Linked DNA regions of Homo sapiens: region 1 is linked to region 2. A link is a loop called in an ENCODE intact Hi-C map of the cell type or tissue named here. Cell type or tissue: heart right ventricle. All regions are shown on one strand. Links, peaks and the distances in the headings refer to the core of each region. The heading gives the core; the rest is flanking DNA.

The links. A loop is a pair of places that touch in the nucleus more often than their neighbours do. Peaks named below come from ENCODE experiments on the same cell type or tissue, not always from the same donor. Only the 100,000 strongest peaks of a DNase experiment are listed, where the experiment ranks them.
Region 1: it touches region 2 in a loop (3-fold over the local background); 88 of 110 quality-filtered maps call a loop at or near these places.

Annotation. Positions count from the first base shown.
Region 1 is chr17:43,574,172-43,580,395 of GRCh38, reverse strand. No RefSeq gene overlaps it. Among named protein-coding and RNA genes, the nearest start is that of ETV4, 31 kb to the right of the region's middle. RefSeq lists enhancers at 770-1,387, 1,368-1,417, 3,481-3,775 and a silencer at 3,491-3,610. In heart right ventricle, for the core only: a CTCF peak has its summit at 3,572 (motif pointing left); a DNase peak (open chromatin) is centred at 3,575; H3K27ac peaks cover 1,390 bases.
Region 2 is chr17:43,758,933-43,764,635 of GRCh38, reverse strand. No RefSeq gene overlaps it. Among named protein-coding and RNA genes, the nearest start is that of SOST, 3.0 kb to the right of the region's middle. RefSeq lists a silencer at 3,901-4,195. In heart right ventricle, for the core only: a CTCF peak has its summit at 4,073 (motif pointing right); a DNase peak (open chromatin) is centred at 4,075.

The DNA.
Region 1 (6,224 bases), core at 2,169-4,668, 180 kb after region 2:
ACCTAAAAACAACTCGGATAGGTTATAAGGAAGAGAGCAACACTTGCATGCATATTACATAAAACACCATCTTCAAAATCATGCAGGCTAAATACAATGCTGTATCCAGGATTAGATCCTGGAACAGAATGAAGATATTAATGGAAAAACTGGTGGAATCCAAATGAAGACTGGAGTTAATTACTAGTAATGTACCAACGTTAATTTCTCAGTTTTGACAAAAGTACCAGAGTTACATAATATGTTACCATGAGGGGAAACTGGGTAAAGGGTATATGAGAACTATGTGCTATCATTGCAGCTTTTCTATAGGTCTAACATTATTCTAAAATGTAATGTTCATTAAAAAAAAAAAAAAAAGCATGTGGCTGCTTCCAGCTTTCTGAATCCCCACCGCACCCTCACCACTCCCCAGCACAAGGTCATCGTCCTCCCCAGCACAAGGTCACCGTCCTCCCCAACAGAGTTCCTTGGGCAGCAACCACTAGAAACCCCACAAAGACCAGCTGGGGCCAGAGGCAGGATGTGTGGTCCTGGGCAGGTCTGAGACAGATCAAACACAAGGTAATCAGTCTGCAGAACCACAGACAACACAGACCTACGCCATGGAATTCCAGATCATTCCAGATCTACAAGTCATTGGTTCATTCCATAAGTATTTATCATAGCACATAGCACGCGCCAAGCACCGTGCTAGGCTGTCTTGAGAATGGAGGTGTGGGGAAAGAGGGATGAGGTACAAAGATGCATACCCAGAGAAGGAATCTCCTCCCTTAAGGAAGCAGTGAGGGGAACAGACGAGCTCCACACACAAAGGGACGGGAGGAGAGGGATAGACACAAAGCCTGCTAGAGGTGATCAGGGAAGGCTTCACAGAGGAGGCAGTATCAGTCCCAGCAACTGTAGCCCAGTTGCTCCCCGTCACCCAAAGACAGCCACACCTGATCCCCTGGCTCAGGCAGCTGGAAAGAGGAGCTGAGAAAAAGGAGAGTCATGCTCTCAGCAAACATCAAGTGCTGTAAGCATCATAAAATCATCATCATCATCATCACCATCAGACACTGATGGCCCAGTGGGAGGCCTGGGACCCTGAAGAGAGCCCAGGTAAGGGGCAAACAGGCTTGGAGGAGGCAATTGCCTAGGGCAGTGGTGTGGGGGTGGGGGGCTGCTTCCCCATACCTGTAGCTAGCAGGGCCGCGGGGTAAGGGGCATGTTGACACAGCTGGTAAGAAAGGCTTTGTCCCTGCCTCATTAATCACTTCAGCACAGGAGCTCCGAGGGAGGGGACGCCCCAGGGGCACTGGGCTAGCTCTCACGGGGGAGCCCCTCAGAGGCAGAGAGAGGTGGCCCGGCTTCAGGCCCAGGAGCCAGGGGAAGGTCTGAAGAGGGCAGGATGGCGTGGAAGGAGGCTGCCCAGGCCCTAGGGACCTACGGGCCAGGGGATTTCCCAGCCAGGATGTTTGTCGCAGAACATCAGCCTTCCTGCCCAGAGGCTAAAGCACTTCCAGCAGGCAGCCCGCAGATGGTAACCCCCTAACAAGAAGGTCCCAGGAGGGGCATATATATTTTCCTTTCTCATTTGGCCAAGCCAGTGTCAGCTGCTTGCCATGCGATTCCTGACCCTCCTGCCCGGGTGTGTGTGTGTGTGTGTGTGTGTGTGTAAAGGGTCACAAGCCTTTACTGAGAACAGAGAGGAGGTCCATCCACCTTTGCTCTGAATGCAGCAAGGGAGAGGATGGGGAAGCAGTGGAATTGTTTCCACTTCTATTATTTACTATTCTCTCCACAAACACTTATGGAACACCTACTATGCGTCTGGCACTGTTCTAGTGACTGGGAGCAGAGAGAACACAGAACAGAGAGAAGGTCTGCTTTTCTGGAGCTTGCCTTCTAGAGGGGGCAGCAGAGAATGGGAAAACATTATGTTCACCAGAGTGGTCAGGCAGGCCAACACCCTTCTGGGCCAACTGAGCTCAGACCTAGTTTCCAGAACCACCCTCCCTGGGCATCCTCTTCCTCCCTCCCAGCCCTCACTGAGGCCTCTCCCAAATCTGAACGTGGAGGCCCCAAGGTGGGCTGGCAGCCGGAAGGCATGAAGAACTCCCCAGGATCCCCTGTCTCTAATGAAAGAGAGAAGCCAGTTCCGGGCAGCTCGCGTCCAGTTTCATTGTAAATCCTCTAGACTGTCGGATGGCCAAGTGGCCCAGGGTCTCCTCTGCCCTCTCTCCTCTGCCTGGGGGGTGAGGGGCTCTTTGCCTCTCCCTCTGTCACTTCCTCACTCCTTTCTCTTTCCCTCCCGCATTCTCTTTCATTCTTTCTCCTCCTTTCTTCTTTCTGCTTCCCCTCCCCAGCCTCTGTTCTCTCTCTGAACCCCCCTCCCCTTCTTCCTGTCTTGCATTTTCCTGCCCAGGAATCAGACCCCAGACAGTACCTAGGAAGTCTGCGGCCTTGCCTAATAGAACCGTAATAGTCCTCAGGGAGGCGCGATAATGACATCCTCCTTAAATAAAAGGACTTAATGGAGATTTCCCAAATTTGAAAACCACATTTCCACTAGCAACCCATTCAGCAAGCGACGGCTCTGGAAAGGAACTCGTGGGAAGCTGCAATGGGGAGGGGGTGAAGTGGCAGGAGGCAAGGAGTTTGTGCAAAGAAGGTTCTATTCATAGGGGGCTTTCTGTGGCAGGACAAAGAAGCTGGTCTGAGGACACAGATCATAAAGGTGGGCCATCTCATCCCTCCTCACCCTATTGGGCCAACTCCTTAAGAGAAGAGGCTCAGCATCAGGAAGTCCTGGATGAGCTACTTCACCCCTCTGAGCCTCAACGTCCTCAGCTGGGAGTTGGGTGTAATCTTCTCCCAGTTACTCAACGAGGGTCAGGAGATTAGCACTCACCTAGTTCCTGACATGTAGCAGAAGCCAAATGCACTTCAGGCTGCCTCCTTAACAAACACAGCCAGACGGGGTCCTCCTAATCCTGGGACTAAGCAGACAAACCAGCCCAGCCCACCCCACCCATTCACCCTGGACTTAAGGGAATAACAAGCTATTGCTGGGGAGGGGGTGGTGGAGGGGAGATCATGGGTTTCTCATCGCCTCTGTCACTAGGATACTGATAAACCGTTAAGTGAGGTGTGGATATAGAGTCAAGATCTTGGGGACTCTGGGATCCCACAATTTATCTCAGGTAATCATGTAAACCTTTTTGGGTCCCACTAGCTCCACTGAAAACAGAGATGCAAAGACTGAACCAAGGACTCTGGAGCCCCCAAGTAATTCCCACTACCCCCCAAACCCAAGCCAAGGATGTGAATGAAGCTAAGGGAAGAGCAGTATGGCAAATGCGTGTTTCATGAATAAACTGTCAGGAGTCCCAGATAAAGGGCACAGCTCTGCCACCAACTCATTCTGTGATATTGGGCAAAGCTCTTCCCCTCTGTGGGCCTCCATTCCCAAGGTGTAGAATCATGGAATTAAGTATTCCCTTTCTAAAAAGAATTTAAACTGGAGGTAAAATTCTTCCCATCTAGGCCTCGTAGCAGTGGAGGATGTGGTTTGTTTGCCAACACTGCCACCTTGTGGCAGCAGCACACAACTCCCGACAGACCTCTGGACTTGGCACCCTGTGGTCAAAGCCCAAGGGACACACGCCCCCTGCCCACCCCACCCCGTTCTACAACGGACACGCATTCCTATCAGCAGAGCGACTCTGTTTCAAAAAATCCCTCACTCACAGCTTGTAACATAGGATGCTCGTTTTTGCAAATAAGACCCTGTCTTGGAAGAGTAAAAGAACTACCATTTCCAGCCCAGCGCTGTGGCTCACTCCTGTAATCCTAGCACTTTGGGAGGCGGAGGCGAGCAGATCACAAGGTCAGGAGTTTGTAGACCAGCCTGGCCAATATGGTGAAACCCTGCAAAAATTAGCAGGGCATGGTGGCACATGCCTGTAGTCTCAGCTACTTGGGAGGCTGAGGCAAATGAATTGCTTGAACCCAGCAGGTGGAGGTTGCAGTTAGCCGAGATCATGCCACTGCACTCTAGCCTGGGTGACAGAGTGAGACTCTGTCTCAATAAATAAATAAATAAATAAATAAATAAATAAATAAATAATAAAAAACCTACCATTTCCAAGCTCCTTTTTTGTGCCAGTGACCACGATAAATATGTTATACATACCTTGTCTTGTTTGATCCTAAAAGCAACACTGTGAGGGAGATATTATCGGCCCTCATTTTACAGATGAGGAGACTGAGGCTCGGAGAGGTAAAGTGATGCCCAGTTTCACACAGCTAGAACGAGATGACCGTGAAACTCCGAGAAAGCTCCCCTAACTCTAGAGCTCAGGCGGCCTGCCCAGGAATGAGTATTCATTATCCTCAGCTACATCAGGCTCCATCTTCACAGGCCTCTGCAGTTGAGGGGGTCACTGAGTTGAAGGGGATGAGAGAGCGAGGTCTCTAAGGAACACCCCTGCCCTACTCCTGGGATGGGAGTGGAGGAAGCCTCACCCTAGCCTCTGGGCTCACCATGCTGACTTAGGGCACATCAGTGCTTTCTGAATGCTCCCTGAAATGCCAAAGAAAAACCACCAGACCCTAAAAAAGGCGTAAACTCATGACTCAGAGGAACCAGGGACTCGACTCCTGTGTCTGGGGCATATTTGTCAATTTATTCTTTTACCACTAAACACCCCCCACCAACCTCCCAGAGTCCATGGCCAATCTGAGGGGGTGAATGAAGACAGAGACCCATCTGGTTCTCATACTGTTAGGAAAAGTGATTCTCCTGGTGCGTTCCTGTGTTATAGGAACAGGACCAGCCCAGTTCCAAAAATTATATATTCATAAAATTGCTTATAAGCAACCCCCACAAACATATTAGAACATCTTTCACAACCCCCACTGCATTTAACCACTCCTATCCCCATAACAGCTGACTTCCCATAAGCAACACGGGCAGCAGCAGGAGAGAAGGAAGGGGGGAGCTGTGAGGATGCCCTTTACCTCTATCTGGGGATATGTATCTGTGATCAACTAATCTTAGCTTAGCTAATCTTAGCTAAGCTAATCTTAGCTGATTCGTGTGAGCTTTGTGGCTTCTTGAAGCACAGTCACCCACCTGTGGGCCCTGGAACTGTCCCAAATAGACCAGGAAATTGTCAATATCTCCCCTACAGTCGGCTGATCTAGATGACATAAATACCGTGGCTCTGTGACTCCCGTTTCTAAAGAGAGACTGTAAAACTCAAAGATTAAACAATAGCAATAATAATAATAAAGGGTGCATGTAGTCACTGGACAGAGAGTTCACCAGCAAAAGGTTGTGTCCAAAAGCAAATGAAAGGAGGAAAGGCACAAGTCTTGCTCCCTGCAACCCTCTGCCCAAGCCAGGCCCTGTCAAGCTCACCCCAATTCCATGTAAACATGCCCCCTTTTAAACTTACTCTAACATTTTCACATTTATTTGCAATGCATCAGCATGTCCAAATGTCCTTTACTGAAGACATTGTCACTGTCTGTTGGTGACGTTCTTTAGCAGCAGCCTTGGCTCTGTGAGACAAACTCAGCAGCTACACACACAGACACAGACACAGACAGACACAGTATGTGCAGCCTGGTGCTGCTGGTGACAACAGGCATGGCACAGGCTGTGCAGCATTCCCAGAACCAGCACACACTATCACAAGAGCTGCTCTCCTACCAATGTGCTCCCAAGTTTTTCTGTTTAACATAGCTTTACCCTGAAGCCCACCAGCCCACCACAGTGTCCCTCGTTCCCTGCCCTGCTTGATGACAGCGAGCTGGAAGAGTCGCTGAAGCAGTGTGCAGGCCAAGCGAACGCCACTGTGCCACGCGAACGCTATTGTGCCATGCGCTTTACCTTATCTTCAGCCGGTTTCTTGGGGACAGGTTTCGCTTCCTTTTAAACTCTAGAGGAGTGGCTCCTGCTAACTGGCAGGACGGTGTCAGGAGGCCTGGTCAAGGGCAAGGCATTGACCTCTAGCTCCCAACACCCAGGTCAGAGCAGGTGTTATAACTCGGAGGGAACTGAGGCAGAGACCTCCAGCTCATTTCTCTGTGGGCCAGAGAGGTGTCATCTCTAGGCAGCACCCCAAACAGAGCCTCAGGCCAACCCCACCTGCTGACCACCTAGGAGGGAACACGTGCACCCCAAAGCACCAGTTTGAACAGGCAAGTGGCACAAAGAAATTAGACAGCAG
Region 2 (5,703 bases), core at 3,085-5,584:
AATCCAGCAGTCATGCTCCTTGGTATTTATTCAAATGATTTGAAAACTTAACGTTCGTATAAAAACCTGCACACAGCTGGGCATGGTGGCTCATGCCTGTAATCCCAGCACTTTGGGAGGCTGAGGTGGGCAGATCACTTGAGGTTAGGAGTTTGAGACCATACTGGCCAACATGGGGAAACCCCTTCTCTACTAAAAATACAAAAATTAGCCAGGTGTGGTGGTGCTCACCTGTAATCCCACCTACTCGGGAGGCTGAGCCAGGAGAATCACTTGAACCCAGGAGGCGGAGGTTGCAGTGAGCTGAGATCACGGCACTGCACCCCAGCCTGGGAGACAGAGTAAGACTCCGTCTTAAGACAAAACAAAACAAAAAACCTGTACAAAATGTTTATACCACCTCTATTAATAATTGCCAGAGCTTGAAAGCAACCAAGATGTCCTTCAGTAGATGACAGTAGGTGACTAGATAAACCGTGATACATCAAGACGATGGAGTATTACTCAGTGCTAAAAAAAAAAAATAAGCTGTTCATGCCATGAAAAGACATGGAGGAACCCCAAATGAATATTACTAACTGAAAGAAGCCAATCTGAAAAGACTATGTATGGGTATATTCCAACTCTATATGACATCCTGGAAAAGGCAAAAATAAAGGTACAGTAAAAAGATCAGTGGTTGCCAGGGGTTGGGGAAAGTCGGGGAGGGATGAATAGGCAGAGCAGATAGTTTTTTTGGACAATGAAAATACTGCCCATCTGTATGATACTATAATGGTAGATGTATGTCATTATACATTTGTCCAAAGCCATAGGATGTACAACACTAGTGCTGTGATGTAAACCATGGACTTCAGGTGATAATGATGTGTCATGTAGGCTCATCAATCATAGCAAATGCACCACTCTGGTGGCGGGATGTTGATAACGGGGGCAGCTGTACATGTGTGGGCACAGGACATAAATGAGAAATCTCTGTACCATCCACTCAGTTTTGCTGTGAACCTAAAAGTGCTCCAGAAAAAAAATAAAGTTTTTTTTAGAAAAAAGCATCTGAACCTTTTTTTCAGTGGCATTGATCACCTTCCATCTGGTAGTGGAGTTGTTTGGATGCGGAAATTATTTCTTCCATGGTATGCGAGCTCCTGGAGAGGGAGTGCGTGTCCCCCTTGCTTTATTAAACGTTTGGCGAGTGAACATCGGAAGAAGCAACTCGACAGAAACAAAAGCTGGTAAATAATCACATGGAAAAGCAGCTTTTCTGGAAATTAAGTTTCAACTGTTAAATTCAATGTTTAAAAAAATCGGCTGGGTGCGGTGGCTCCCGCCTGCAATCCCAGCACTTTATGGGATTGTGGGAACACCTGATGTCAGGAGTTCAAGACCAGCCTGGCCGACATGGCGAAACCCCATCTCTACAAAACAAATAAAAAAAATGCAAAAATTAGCTGGGTGTGGTGGCGGGAGTCTGTAGTCCTAGCTACTCGGGAGGCTGAGGCAGGAGAACTGCTTGAACCCAGGAGGTGGAGGTTATATGAGCCAAGATCACACCACTGCACTCCCGCCTGGGTGACAGAGCGAGACTCTGTCTCAAAAAAAAAAAAAAAAAAAAAAAAAAAAATCAACATCCCAAACCCAGTGTTGACAGTCTTATTTATGGGTTGAACTGCATTCCTCCCAAATGCATATATTGAAGTCCTAAGTCACAGTACCTGAGAATGTGACCTTATTTGGAAATAGGGCTATTACAGATGTAACTCGTTAAGATGAGGTCATTAGGCTGGGCCTAATCTAATATGCCTGACCTCCTTAGAAAAAAGGGAAAATTCGAACACAGAGAGAACACCATGTGAAGATGAAGGCAGGGATTGGGGGTGACACTTCTGCAAGCCAGTGAATGCCACAGCTTGTCAGCAGCCAGCAGAAGGCAGGTAAAAGGCCTTCCTCGCTGTCCTCGAAGGAACCAACTCTGCCAATGTCTTGAACTTGCACTCCTAACCTCCAGCTCTGTGAGACGACTTCTGTTGTTTATGCCACCCAATTTGTGGTACTTAGTTACGGCAGCCTCATCAAAGTACCACCTATGGGAGCCTCTATTTTGCAGGTGAGGGCGGGGACTGGGCTTTTTCTGGAAAACAGCCCTGCAATACCCTCATCAGACCACCAAACTCTTCACACTCCCTCAGACACAGCATTCACTTCCAGAAATAACTCTAAAGTTTTGTTTTGTTTTTTTAAACTTTGTGGAATACTACTCAGCCAAAAAAAAAAAAAAGAAAAGAAAAAGGAACATGTTACTGATATGTACAACTTGGATAATGGAAATAATGCTGAGTGAAAAAAAAATCCCCAAAGGCTACATACTAATTGATTCCATTTATATAACCTTTTTTTTTTTTTTTGAGACAGTCTCACTCTGTCACCCAGGCTGGAGCACAGTGGCGCGATCTCAGCTCACTGCAACTTCCGCCTCCTGAGTTCAAGCGATTCTCTTGCCTTAGCTTCCCAAGTAGCTGGGATTACAGGTGCGTGCCACCATGCCCAGCTAATTTTTGTATTTTTAGTAGAGACAGGGTTTCGCCATGTTGGCCAGGCTGGTCTCGAACTCCTGACCTCAAGTGATCTGCCTGCCTTGGCTTCCCAAAGTGCTGGGATTACATGAGTGAGCCACCGCACCTGGCCGCATTTATGTAACAATTTTGAAGTGAAAAAAAAAAATGACAGAAATGGAGATTAGATGAGTAGTTGCCAGGGGTTAGTTGTGGGAGGGAGGGAAAAGGAGGGAAGGAGGTGGGCAACAGGAGAAAGACTTGTGGTCACAGAGCTGTGCTTTATCTTGACTGTGGTGGATCCCCAAATTTACCCGTGACAAGATTGCATAGAACTAAGTATACACACACGTGAATGCGTGTGCACGCACACAGTAGAGGTTAAACCACGGGAGATGTGGGTAAGATTGGTAAATTGTGTCAATATCAATATCCTAGTTGTGATATTGTCCTATAGTTTCGCAAGGTGTTATTGTTGTGGGAAACTGGATAAAGGATACACGGAGTCTGCATTTTCTTTTTTTTATTTTTATTTTTTGAGACGGGGTCTCACTCTGTCATCCAGGCTGGAGTGCAGTGGCCCAAGTATGGCTCACTGCAGCCTCGACCTCAACCTCAAGTGAACCTCCCACCTCAGCCTCCCAAGTAGCTAAGACCACAGGCGTGCGACCCCATGCCCAGCTAATTTTTAAATTTTTTGTAGAGACTAGGCCTCACCATGTTGCCCAGGCTTTTATTTCTTATAAGTATATTTAAATTTATAATTATATCCACATTTTAAAATTTTAATTTAAAAAATTACTCTGAGGCCGGGCATTGTGGCTCATGCCTCTAATCCCCAGCACCTTGGGAGGCCGAGTTGGGCAGATCACCCGAGGTCAGAAGTTCGAGACCAGCCTGAGTAACATGGAGAAACCCCCGTCTCTACTAAAAATACAAAATTGGCCGGGCGTGGTGGTGCATTCCTGTAATCCCAGCTACTCGGGAGGCTGAGGCAGGAGAATTGCTTGAACCCAGGAGGTGGAGGTTGCAGTGAGCCAAGATTGTGCCACTGCACTGCAGCCTGGGCCACAGAGAGAATCTGCCAAAAAAAGAAAAAAAAAAAAATTTCAGCCGTACAAGGATGTTCATAGCAACCCTGCTGGAAATAGGAAAAAAAATTGGAAATAACCTAAACTACTCACAATAGGAATCAGCTAAAACCCTGGGGGTTTAATTCCAGGGAGTACTGTGAACAATGACAAGTTTGTGGACTGAGTAAAAATAAACAGCTGTCAATGACTTAACATTAAATGAAACAGCAGAAGATGTCACAGCAGGTTCTCGCTGAGCCATTCAGAGGGGTGTGGATCATTTAGAGGTTCAAGTCCACTGGATTCTTCTTTTTCCTTTTAATATTACTTCACTTCCAAATAAGGAAAGGAAAGGAAAGGAAATCACGTCCAGTCCTGAGACTTGCCATCCTGCAGTCACCCCTCCTTTTGTCTCCAGCAGGTGGCAGACGCGTTCCAGGGATGAATCCCACTGCCTCTGTTTAATGCAGACGGTCCAGCCGCTCCCAACAGCAGGTGGGGCTATAAGCATCCATCCTACCTGCTCAAGGAACCCAGGCATCAGAACTGCTCTCTCCCAAGTCCATTGCAAGAAGGCAGTCGTCTGGTCATGAGAGGGTTAACAGTCCACATTCCAGAGCAAGGGAAAAGGAGGCTGGAGGGTCATAGACAAGGGGAGGTGGCGCGGAGGGCCAGCTTCTCACAACACTACCGGCTCTGCTGGGAGAGATAGATCACCCCCAACAATGGCCACAGCTGTTTTCATCTGCCCTGAAGGAAACTGACTTAGGAAGCAGGTATCAGAGAGGGCCCTTCCTGAGGGGGCTTCTGTCTGGCTTGTAAAACTGTCAGAGCAGCTGCATTCATGTGTCGGATGATGGATGATGGAAAGGAGGACAGTCGGCTGCAGATGGACACAGCGACTTGCAAGTTGAGGCAGGTGGCAAAGGACTTGCAGAGGCTCTGCAGGTGGGGCATGCTGATTCATTGCCCAGTTAAAATACCAGAGGATCTGGGCAGCCTCTTCACAGGAGCTGCTTGTCCTCAAACAATCTGTCTTCAATGAAAGATTCCTCTGGCCTTCCTTTCTCTTCTTGCACCTCAGGTGTGAATCCTTCTCCCCCACGCCTCTACCTGCCCCCCCGCCCCCCGCCCCGGCCCTGTGTGGCTCATTATATGCAGGGCCAAGGCAGCATTTTCTCTTAGCTTCTTTGTGACCACTTGGTCCTGGGATGGCTTCATGGAACACATCCTGTGGTGTGCACCAATGAAGCTTTCCATACAGGACTCAAAACTGTTTTTGAAAAATGTAACCAGCTGGAAGACAAGAAAATAAAATGTCAGCACTAAAAACGCTGGCTGTGGCTTTTGCTAAGGAAAGGAATTTGGTGTTGTCTTCTCACACACACAGACTGGTTGGGGAAATGACTGTCTTCAGCACATCACCCTGCGAGCCACAGTGAGTGCCCTGGCTCAGAAGTGCCTGTCACAGTGCACAGGATCCCTGAGGAGCATGAGCTGGGATTTCCTCTGTGCTGTCCACCACAGGAGCCTGAGTGACCAGCGCATCCTCGATTTGTAACCAGAATCCTGCCCTCTCTCCCAAGCGGGCACCCTTGCTCTGACCCTCTAGTTCTCTCTCTTGCCTTCCAGAGAATACCAAGAGAGGCTTTCTTGGTTAGGACAATGAATGCTGAGACTTGTGGAGTTGGGACCAATGGGATTTCTTTAAAAGCATCTTTTTGCCTCTGGCTGGGTCTATGGGGGTCAAACAGAAACGCCTTGGGCCATTTGTTGGTGGGGTGACAAATGAACTTGGCCTGAGAAATGGAATAGGCCGGGCTCAGCCCCGCGAAGCACTCAGAACTGCACATTTTCTTTGTTGAGCGGGTCCACAGTTTGTTTTGAGAATGCCCGAGGGCCCAGGGAGACAGACAATTAAAAGCCGGAGCTCATTTTGATATCTGAAAACCACAGCCGCCAGCACGTGGGAGGTGCCGGAGAGCAGGCTTGGGCCTTGCCTCACACGCCCCCTCTCTCTGGGTCACCTGGGAGTGCCAGCAGCAATTTGGAAGTTTGCTGAGCTAGAGGAGAAGTCTTTG